Linked DNA regions of Mus musculus: region 1 is linked to region 2. The links are chromatin loops, found by intact Hi-C in ENCODE. Cell type or tissue: left cerebral cortex. All regions are shown on one strand.

Region 1 (2,500 bases), 56 kb before region 2:
TGGTGCCTGTGAGCTCTTGAGTTAGAGGAGTTATCATGTAGCCACTGGAACCCTAAGAATGAACTATGGTATGTGTGACTGTCCTGACCCACCTCCATAGGTAGCCTGCCTCATTTCTTTCCAAGGAGATCACAACATTGCTTCTGTGTATTCACCTTTAAGCAGAGATCTGCACGGGCTGACCTCCATGTGTGTGCATGTTTGAGTGTGTACGTGTATGTTGTAGGGGCTCTGATGGTTGTGAGACACCATGTTATTACCAATCCATTTCCCACTGCTGACGGACTTGTTTGATAGTCACAGGCTTTCAAGTGTCTCTGAGGTAATCATTGACTCTGTTGTGTAACGCTGTGGGCTACAGAATTGTACTCAGTTTTTGTTAGACTCATAAATGTTAAAAAAAAATCAAATTGAGATATTTAGAATTTCCTGGAATGTCTGTGTGCATGTGTGTGCATGAGTGTGTACATGTGTGAGTGTGTGCATGTGTGTATATGTATGTGCATGTGTGTATATGTGTGCGTGCATATGCGTATATGTGTGTCTTCATGTGTGTACATAAGTGTGTACATGTGTGCACAAGTATGTGCACAAGTGCACAAGTGTGTGTATGTGTGTCTTCATGTGTATATGTGTGTGCATGTGTGAGTGTGTATATGTGTCTGTGTGTCTTCATGTGTGTGCATAAGTGTGTGCATGTGTGAGTGTGTGCGTGAGTGTGCATGTGTGTGCATGTGTGAGTGTGTGTGTGTGTGTGTGAGGTTTGCAACAGAACTTTCCAACTTTTCATTGTTTTTTGTTAACTCTGTTATAACTCTTCACCCTGCTTCACCTGAAAGAATGCATACTCTTTCCCTTCTCTGATGCCTGTGTTTTTTGCTTTGGCCACTGTGATGTAGGATTTCTGGCTGACTGTGATAGCAGTGAGTAGGGTATTGAAATCAGGATGAGGACAGGATCCATAGCTGAGGTTGGAGGCTGCATTGTCCAGATTTTCATCCTCTGGTTTTGAGTTGGTGCTCTGTGCCGTTGGCGGTGGAAAGATGCCAGCATCTTCTTCTCCCTTGTTTATGGAGAATCATTACTATGCAAGCCTCCTCAGGGACCTGACTGATTGGTAAATTAGTGCTGGCACAGAAGTGGAAGACAACACAGAAGTGGTGTTTCCTTTAAACAAATGCACTCTACAATTTGTTTTATTGGATTTTGTTATTTGAATGAGAATTCTATTCTGTTATGGTGTGGAAGTGGGTGGGTGCCCACACTGGATTTCAGGCCTCGGAGCTCATTGATGCAGCCCTTGAGAACACATGCATCTATAATAAAGTAATTTCCAGATTCCTTGGTAGCCTATGTGGGATTGGACAAGCTTGGTTGCAGCCCGTAGCTGCACATTCCATCTTCAGCGTTATCAGTTTAGCACTCTAGAGCCCAGGATTGTGCCAAAGGCACTGATGTGAGCAACCATACCTGATACTTTTGAAGAAAATATTATTATTAATTATTTTGTGTTTGCATGTGTGTGTACCATGTGTATGCACCATGTGTGTGCAGTAGCCTGAAGGAGTAAGGAGAAAGCATTGCATACTCCAGAACTGTAGTTATAGGTGGTTGTAAAGCCACCATGTGGATGCTAGGAACCAAACCTGGGTCCTCTGTAAAAACCAGCCAGTGCTCTGAACCATTGAGTCACCTCTTCAACCCATGTATTTCTTATAATAAAGCTAATATATATTGCATGACATGAGGACATCCAGATAATTTTAGAGGACAATAAAGCATGAATACCCCTACCACTCAGGTAATTTAAAGTTTCAGAAACTGTATCTTTTCTGTCTCTTTGTGTGCTTGTGTGTAGATACCTGAAGTTTGTGTGTTTGTGGCTGTGTGCAGGATGCTAGGGTTAGAACCCCCAGCTCTGTGCTCGCTGAACACTTCCCTTGTCCATTTATACTCCCAGCCCCACACACGATTATTAAAATAATTGATGGCACAGCACCTGTGTAAGTCTTTCAGTTTACTCTCCTTAACATATTAGCATTTTGCCCACATCCTTTAATATTTTTGAGGAAAAATTTAAAAGACTGTGTAACGTTTCACTGTGTAGATACAAAAAAAAAGTTACCCATTATTGGAAATTTAGTTTATTTCCTATTTTTACAATACACATGATGTGCGTGCATACTTGCCTGGTACATGTGTATATGTGTGCATGTGTGTCTTTGTTTAATTTGTGTCTGTGGGTCAGAGGACTGTTTTCAGTTGTTTCTGCCCTCTGACCATGCATCCCCAGGGATGGAGCATAGTAAGATTTTCAGGCTTGTGTGACAAGTGCTGCAACCTGCTGATCCATCTCACGGGTAAGGATGTTTTCATATTTTGTCCTCAGAGCTGGGCATGGTGGTACAAGCCTATAATAGGAGTGGTTGGAATGCTGAGGTAGAGGGATTGTGGGTTTGAGGCCAGCCTGGGTGACATAGCAAGTTTCAGGCTACCTTGA
Region 2 (2,500 bases):
CTCCCCTATCAATCATTAATTAAGAAAGCATCCTGCAGGTTTAGCTATAGCCTTACAGAGGCATCTTCTCCACTGAGGCTTGTCCTCTGAGATGACTCTAGCTTGTGTCAAGGTGACACAGAACTCTCCCAGCAGCGTGTGTGGGATTGCTCGTGGGAAGCAGACCATTAACAGTACTCCTTTCTATCTTTTGTCTTGAAATTACACATAATAAATGTGCAAATTCATGTGGTGTGCCTAAGATTCAGATTCCTGCTTTATGAAAACGGACCCAGTTGATTAGTAAACATTTTGTTAACGTTTCTGTGTTTTGTTTTGTTTCTTTTTGGGTGTGTGCACTCTGTTTACTGTAGTGATGATCAGATTGTTTGAATATTTGATGGGGATCAGGGACAGGATACCCAATTACATATAATTTAATACTTTACTGGGAAGTTTAGAAAGCCATTGGAAGACTTAGAATTCTTTTTTTCCTGACAAATTTAGAAATGAATGAGCATTTAAAAGAAGCAACAGTCAACAAAATCAGGATGGAGCTGAGTGGTAGCAATTCTTGTCTGGCTCCTGGAGTCTGGGCTCCACTTCAGTACTGCAAAGAAAACAGACTTCTTCAGTAAGGTGAGGTGTCAGAGGAGTGGAAGGAAACAGACAGGAGAATGGGGGATGGGCAAGCTGCTTAAAGTTAACATGAGTTGGAAAGTTGTGTATGTGTGTGTGTAAGGTTGACCTTTATCGCTGTCCACTTTACCTTGGTCACTGCTAGTTGTGTGCTTGAACACATGTATGCTCAACATGAGTGTATGGCAACCAGAGGAGTTGGCAGCAGGAGTCAGCTCTTTCCTGTCACCCTGCACCCTCTTACCAGCCTTCGGATTCTGAGTCAGGGTTTCTCACTGAGCCTGGTCATCTCAGCCGGTGTCCAGATACCCATTCCCCGCACCCCCCCCCCCCCACTATGATTTCCTGTTTCTGCCTTCTAGTGCCTGTTTACATATGCCCAGTGCTTATGTAGGCTCGAGGGATCCGAACTCAGGTCCTTACGCTTGCATTGCAAACACTTTACACATGGAGGTATTGTCTGAGCCACCCCCCCCCCCCCAAACATGGTGATTGCAGAGAGAAAAACCATAGCTCATGATGTAATTTCCCACTACAATGCATTAATTTTTTTTAACCTTAAAATATTTACCTAGGAAAACTTAAATAGTATTACTAGGTTTATAAAAGCTTAACATTGCTTAATTATTTTCTCCTGAATACTTCAGTCATTCACACTTCAGGTTAAAGTCTTTGAATGCAGTCATGACCTTTTGGCTTTCTTTTTTCTGCAGAGTGGGACTCATCTGCTTATGCTCAGAGAGCACCATCTGCTGGTGGCTTGGGTTTGGACACTAGTGAGAGAACTGTCTCCAAAGTAAAGTTGGAGCAGGAACTTAGCCAAGGGGTTGCTGCAGCCTGAGCACAGCCCCAGGCTTTCTCCTGCGTCACCTAGAAAGGAAGTAGCTGCTTAAGGTGGTAACCAAACCTGCAGCCCCAGGCTTGTCTGTCTCTCTCTAATCAATACTCCAGTTTATTTTAAAGCACAGCGTATCAGGATGATACAAGATTTACGAAGTGGTTGGATTTTCATTTTTCTCTACATGGGAACTAGCTGTGAAAATGGAAATCTAAACATTTTCTGATGAAAGGAAGCTGAGATTAATTACTGTGTTCTGATTAATATCTAATAACATTTTGATTTTTTTTTAGGACATAATTTGAAATCACAAGCAAACCAAACTGAAAGATGCTTGTGAAGTTAAGACAGGCACTGCCTGGAAAATCTGGAGAGCTCATAACAAAAACCAGAGGGGTTATGTGCCTATAAGGTACAAGGTAGCAAGAATGATATGAAGTTTTTAAGCATGTATTGTTATACCAGGCGCTGTCTGTCTGTCTGTCTGTCTCTGTCTGTCTCTGTCTCTCTCTCTCTCTGTATGTGTTTGTGTCTGGGTGTGCACACATGTACATGAGCTGTTCCTCTGGTGCCAATAATCCCTGTCTTTTGAGACAGCGTATCTTATTTAGCCAGGGAATTGCTGATTTTTAGCCAGTTAGTTCTGAAGCTGCTCCTGTTTGTTTCCTAGCAATGGGTTTGTAGGCATTGCCCACCATGTGTCACCATGCTCTCTCTGTTTTCCTAGGATTTGTCTAAGTTAGGTCCTCCTGTGTGTGTGTGTGTGTGTGTGTGTGTGTGTGTGCGTGTGTGTGAAGCACTTTACCCAGTAACAATATCAGACACTTTGAAGTATTAATCTTTGGCTGCCATGATTCCTAATGAGTGACAAGTCCTGGCTTAGACATCAGATTCTGGGCCCAATGTTCTTCTTTTTATCCATTTGGTTTTTTGAGATAAGGGTCTTGTTATGTAGTCCTGATTACTCTGACACTCTCTCTGCAGCCACGCCAGCCTCAGACCTACAGCAGATCTGTCTCAGTCTCCTGTGTGCTAAGACTATGA

Evidence for each region. Hi-C counts contacts between places; a loop is a spot of excess contacts. Peaks named below come from ENCODE experiments on the same cell type or tissue, not always from the same donor. Only the 100,000 strongest peaks of a DNase experiment are listed, where the experiment ranks them.
Region 1: it touches region 2 in a loop (2.1-fold over the local background); 1 of 42 quality-filtered maps calls a loop at or near these places.

What each region holds. Positions count from the first base shown.
Region 1 is chr8:127,081,609-127,084,108 of GRCm38, forward strand. The region is part of intron 1 of Pard3 (par-3 family cell polarity regulator); the gene reads left to right. Among named protein-coding and RNA genes, the nearest start is that of Pard3, 19 kb to the left of the region's middle. In left cerebral cortex, no CTCF peak of the experiment used is centred here; a DNase peak (open chromatin) is centred at 1,065.
Region 2 is chr8:127,137,970-127,140,469 of GRCm38, forward strand. The region is part of intron 1 of Pard3 (par-3 family cell polarity regulator); the gene reads left to right. Among named protein-coding and RNA genes, the nearest start is that of Pard3, 75 kb to the left of the region's middle. In left cerebral cortex, a CTCF peak has its summit at 1,371 (motif pointing left); a DNase peak (open chromatin) is centred at 1,376.